Regions from separate parts of the Homo sapiens genome. Here region 1 is linked to region 2. Evidence: read pairs that join two places in POLR2A ChIA-PET (ENCODE). Cell type or tissue: MCF 10A. All regions are shown on one strand. Links, peaks and the distances in the headings refer to the core of each region. The heading gives the core; the rest is flanking DNA. Region 1 has its middle 44 kb from the start of GINS3. Region 2 overlaps LOC105371293 (a long non-coding RNA gene).

Region 1 (2,918 bases), core at 309-2,808, 100 kb before region 2:
ATTCTGGATATGAACCCCTTGTCAGATGTATAGTTTGCAAGTACTTTCTCCCAATCTGTAGGTTGTCTCTTCATTTTATGGTTTTCTTTGCTGTGCAGAAGCTTTTTAGTTTGAGGTAATCTCATTTGTCTGTTTTGGTTGCCTGTGCTTTTGAGGTTTTATTTTTTTAAAAAGCCTCGCCCAGTTCAATATCATGAAGAAGTTCTTCTAGTAGTTTCTTCTAGCAGTTCCTGGTCTTACATTTAACACTGTAGTCCATTTAGAACTGATTTTTGCATGAAACATGCTTCTCTGTCCACACCAGCAATGTGGTTTGAATGGGAGCTGGCAATTGCAGACTCCAGACTCCTGGCTAGAGTTAAATTGGATCGGGAATGGGTATCTGCTCTTTCTTCTCTCCTACATCCTGGGAAAATAATGATAGCCCCATCCTATTCACCTTTCATTAGTCCAGGCATGGACCAGTCCAAGGCCAGGCCAATCAGAGCACTTCTCTGGGTTTGTCAACTTGGAGCTAATGAGGATGTTCAAACGTGTGGAGAATGTTCACTCCCTCCACTCCCTTCACTCCACTCCTTCCACCAAAAAAAAAAAAAAAAAACAAAAGTGGAAAAATCAATTTGTAACATAAAATTAATACCTTAATCATTCTAGATGTATAACTCAGTAGTGCTAAGTTCTGATTGTTTCAGGTTGCTGTGTAAACAATCTCCAGGACGCTTTTCAGCTTGCAGAATGGAAACTGTGTACCCATTAAACATCTTCCCATTTCCCTTCCCCTCAGTCCCTAGTAACCACCATTCTACTTTTTGTCTGTATGAATTTGACTATTCTGAGTACCTCCTATGAGTGCAATCATACAAAATCCATAGTTTTGTAGTTCTCATTTACACTAAAAGAATGATTTTAAGAAACTCTACTGAACTGAAATTGCTTGCTTACAGTTTATAAATTCTCTGATTATATTATAGTCTGATTATTTAACTGCTGTAGGATGATCAGTCCTATTGTACTTTTTGGAATTTCCCAAATGAGCCATGGTAGACAGCCTCTTCATTAATCTTCATAATGACTGTACCAGATGGTATCCTGAGTCCTATGTGGATGTAACCAGCTCAGTTTCAACGTGATTACAGTTCTGCTTCAGTGGCTGAATCTGTACACTAGCTGTCCTTCAGTGAGGACAGTTTGCCCCCAGGGGACACCTGGTAATGTTTGGAGACATTTTTGGCCATCATAACTGGGGGACGGTGCTGCTGAACATCTTGCTGCACACTCAGCAGTCCTCTTCAGCAAGGAATTACCCAGTGAAAACGTCCAGAGTATCACAGTTGAGAAATCCTGATCTACACAGTAGTGATGTTTCTCTGCTTCACACTGACCACGATTTTCCAATCAAGGAATCATAGGGAACATAATGAAACTGAAAAGCGTCTGCTTGTCCCGAAAAGAGACCTAGGGAGGTTCTAACTGCTTCAGTCTACAAACAACAAAAAGATTTCTGAACGGTCCTTTTCCCTGTTTAGTGATTCCAAGACTTCAGCTTAGGTGAAAGTTTTATAACCTTTTCCTACATCTTACTTTAAATTTGTGGCATTTTGTGATAGAACCACAAATTGTACCAGTATTCTGGTTTTTTTGGAGAGAACTTTTTGGTTAGAATTCCTTCTTTTAGTTATCATGCAAGATTGAAACTCTCCTCTCTCAAGTGGTCTGGAAGATGAATATAATCCACAAATTTATCTCTTTGCAGCAAATATCTCCATATTAGTACCACCATGTAAAAATTAATCCAAAATATATAGTGCCCAGATAATTCTCTCTACTTGGTAGCCAACGTCTTGCAATAGAAATCTTCAAAATTCCAAGTACTAGTATTTCCCTGATTTCCCAGAAGAGGAGGTGAAACTAGGCATGTTAGATGTTATTTAACAGTCTAATTTAGAAGTAATCAAGAGAAGTCACGGAATCTAATAAGCTAGTTAGCAACTAAATGAATCCCTGAGTTTAAGTTAGATACCTAGTGATGTAGTTAACTTCTCTGTATTGTTAAACAAAAATCCTGGGAGGCCACTGTTTTGGGCTGAGCTCCTACACCATGACCCCAACAGACAAGACCAAACCAAAATGGAATCACTCATGCTAAATGCCAATAATTAAACTGAAACATTAAGGAAGCAGGGAGATTCCAAACAGACCAGTTTCCCCTGAAAACATGGGATTCCAGTCTATCTGAGTTAGAACGATAAGAAGGTTTCCTCTGCTTCAATCCTTCCAAAAAAGTAACCAGAAGTGACCTGATGTTAACCAATCAGTCCTTTTTTTCTTGAGACAGGGTCTCCTTCTGGCACCGAGGCTGAAATGCAATGGTGTGATCATGGTTCACTCCACCTCCCAGGCTCAAGTGATCCTCCCACCTCAGCCTCCTGAGTAGCTGGGACCACAGGCACGTGCCATCATGCCCAGCTAATTTTTAAATTTTTTGTTAGAGACAGAGTCTCCTTATGTTGCCCAGGCTGGTCTCGAACTCCTGGGCTCCAGCCCTCCTGCCTCCTTGTTCTCCCAAAGTGCTTGGATTACAGCATGAGCTACCATGCCCAGCCTCAGAGTGTTTTTATGATGTTTTGTTTCCTTGGTCTCCCTGTGACTTAGGGCAAGTACGGCTACCCCCTCTTAGGAGAGGACACTAAAGGCCTGAGTGTCCTGTCTGAGGTCCTCAGTCACTCCAGGACAGAGGCCCAAACAGAAGCCAGATCTTGGGCTGTTGAAGTTGCCCTTTGTTCATCCTGAGGGCACGACTGCTGTGTTTACAGATTATCACATAGGGATTTTTAAAAGTATAATTGGCTAAGTTTCTTCTTCAGATGCGTTAAAGAATCTGCCACCCAGGTGCCTGAAGGTGTGGTACCTGGGCAACT
Region 2 (2,889 bases), core at 1-2,500:
ACAGCTGTCCTAGTACTGTGGACTTTCTCTGTAAGGAAAGGCATAGGAGGGGTTACTACAGGAGGGGTTTCACATACCAAATGAGGGGTCTCCAGACTGTCACCAGATGAGCTTATTGAGGCTCTGGAGTTTGGGGGCAAGGGGCTGACATCTGCCTCATGCCCCAAGAAGTTAAAAGTAGAGGCTGGAGGGATATGTACATCTAAGTGGGAGGCAGGGGCAAGGGCTCCCAGGGAGCAGACTGCTCTGACACCAAGATGGGGCAAGATAAAGGATTTTCACAAGTCAGATGTCTCCACAGAAAGAGGCTGGAGGCATATCATAAAATGCAGAAGATCAAGAGGAATCTTAAGAAAAAACACTGTGGGATCAGGGAATCAGTGGGATTCATCAGTGGGAGAATCATTAGGGAACCCACAGTAGGCCTTGGGAGTGAGAAGCTTTGGGGCACAAGCTGGTCACAAGAGCATAAGTCCGAAATCACTGCTGTCATGTGAGACCTCCTCTGCCTCTTAACGTCTCCCCTTGTGCTCTCGGGCTCTACCCTGGAAAATCCAGAGGCAACAGAGTGGAGAAGAGGAGGGGAGAAAAGCAAGATGGGAAAAGGAGACTGAGGCTGATCTGAGCTGGTATCTCATCCAGTTATTAATCCTGAAAACCTCCATATCCCAGGGATAGCTCCAGAGACGTGGATCTGAAAAAGGAAATAAACAGACCCTGGCTCAATCCTCAATCAGTAGAGTCTGTCACAGCTGAGCAACATATATCGCTTTAATCGATGTTAAGGAAGAATTGAGTTAGTAAGGAAGAGGGATATTTCAAATATTGGCAAACAAAAAAATAATAGTAATAACAGCAAACATTCGAGTGCTTTGTCCCCTAACCCTGTAAAATAAGTACTATTGTAACCAAGTATCCCAGCCTCAAACTGCGTTTTAAAACATTTTTCCCTTCTTGCTTCCAGCCTTGAAACATACTTTGAAACTTTTTGTTTTGCCTTTTCCCACCAGCCACTTCTATGAACAGTACTCGCTTATCTAATTATGTGCTTGCTTAGAAATTCCAGGGATCGATTTTGAAACAAGCCAGGCAGAGAGACCCAGCTGTGGAACCCTCTGATTAGGGGGAGTTAGGAGCAGTTAGCCCACCACTACCGCAGTCAGCATGATGCAAACCGGTCCTCCAGACAGGCGATGACTCAAGATAACAAGACCTCCTGCTGCACCACTCCCGCGTTTCTCTCACCTTTTTCCTTCTTAAACCCCTTCACTCAGCCCAAAAAGTTAGAATGGTCTTTCAGAGGCATGGGCCTGTCCATTCCCCAACTGCTAGCATTTGAATAAAGTTGCTTTCCTTTCACCACAACTTGCTTCTTGTGTTTTTGGCCTCCAAGCGGTGAGCAGCTGGACTTGGCCAGTTACACTATTACTCACCTCATTTGTATAGGTGAGGAAGTGAAAGCCAGAGAGGCGATGTGAATTACTCAGTCAAACAGCAGGTGACATGCAGAGCTAGAGCCGAAAGCTTGTACCTTTAATCATTACTCATTCCTTTCCATCCCAGTCCTTCTCCTATCCATCCAAAGCCATTCCCACTAAGGTGTTGGAAGAGTTCATTGAGATTACATTTAACCAGGTACCAGGCATGGAGCAAGCTCTGGGTTATTATTTTCCTAGATTAAAGGCCTGACTATGCAAATGTGCATCTCTAAAATGTAAGAAGCTTAGTACATTTTCCTTTGTACTGCCTTCTCTTGATATTTTCCTTTGTAGTGTCTTTCCTTGATCCTGCTCGTCTTCAGAAGTGAGGAGGAGACAGAAAAAATATTTGAAGAAATAATGGCTGAATTTTTCCACATTTGATGAAAATTACAAACCTATAGATCTAAGAAGTTCAACCAACCTCATATAACAATAAACATGAGGAAAATGACACCAAAGATACCATAACTAAATTGCTTACAACTAGGGATAAACAGAAAACCTTAGAAGCAGCCAGGAAAAAAAAAAAAGACACAGTATATACAAAGAATCAAGGATTAAAATGATAGATTTCTTGTAGGTAACAATTCAAGCTGGTAGAGTTCTGAAAGAAAAAAAAAAACACCTGTCAAACTAGAATACTTTACACAGCAAAAATATCTTTTAAAAATAAAGACAAAATAAATATTTTTTTCAGATATTCAAAAGCTTGAAAGAATTTGTTGCCAGAAGAGCTTCACTATACAAGATATGTTAAAGGATGTCCTTCAGGCAGAAAGAAGATGATACCAGATGGAAATCTGGATCAACACAAAGAAATGAAGAGCACTAGAAATGGTAACTAAGTGGATAAGTAAATATATTTCTCTCATTATTTAATTTTCTTTGAAAGATAAATAACTTTATATAACAAAAATTATGTATTGTAGAGTTTACAACATTTACATTGTAGCTAAGCACGGTGGCTCATGCCTGTAATCCCAGCACTTTGGGAGGCAGAGGCCAGTGGATCACTTGAGGTCAGGAGTTTGAGATCAGCCTGACCAACATGGTGAAACCTTGTCTCTACTAAAAAAAATATGAAATTAGCCGGGCGTGGTGGCACATACCTGTAATCTCAGCTACTTGGGAGTCTGAGGCAGGAGAATTGCTTGAACCCAGGAGGCAGAGGTTGCAGTGAGCCCAGATCGGGCCATTGCATTCCAGCCAGGGTGACAAGAGCAAAAAACTCCATCTCAAAAGAAAGAAAGAAAGAAAAAAAAAACATTTACATTGTAGAGTTTATAAGTGAAATGTATGACAATGATAGTAGAGGAGAAATGGGAGTGTGATGGTATAAAGTTCTTATACTATACATAAAGTGGTATAATAACACTTGAAGATAGACTGTACTAAGTTAAAGAAATGT

Evidence for each region. ChIA-PET counts read pairs that join two places held together with the same protein. Peaks named below come from ENCODE experiments on the same cell type or tissue, not always from the same donor. Only the 100,000 strongest peaks of a DNase experiment are listed, where the experiment ranks them.
Region 1: POLR2A ChIA-PET joins it to region 2 with 6 read pairs; 4 of 35 experiments call an interaction of 5 or more read pairs at or near these places.

What each region holds. Positions count from the first base shown.
Region 1 is chr16:58,347,416-58,350,333 of GRCh38, reverse strand. No RefSeq gene overlaps it. Among named protein-coding and RNA genes, the nearest start is that of GINS3, 44 kb to the left of the region's middle. In MCF 10A, for the core only: no CTCF peak of the experiment used is centred there; no DNase peak of the experiment used is centred there.
Region 2 is chr16:58,242,199-58,245,087 of GRCh38, reverse strand. LOC105371293 (a long non-coding RNA gene) reads left to right here. Exons shown (of 4, transcript XR_933630.2): 3 at 2,179-2,318. Among named protein-coding and RNA genes, the nearest start is that of CFAP263, 6.3 kb to the left of the region's middle. RefSeq lists an enhancer at 1,521-1,580. In MCF 10A, for the core only: no CTCF peak of the experiment used is centred there; a DNase peak (open chromatin) is centred at 1,437.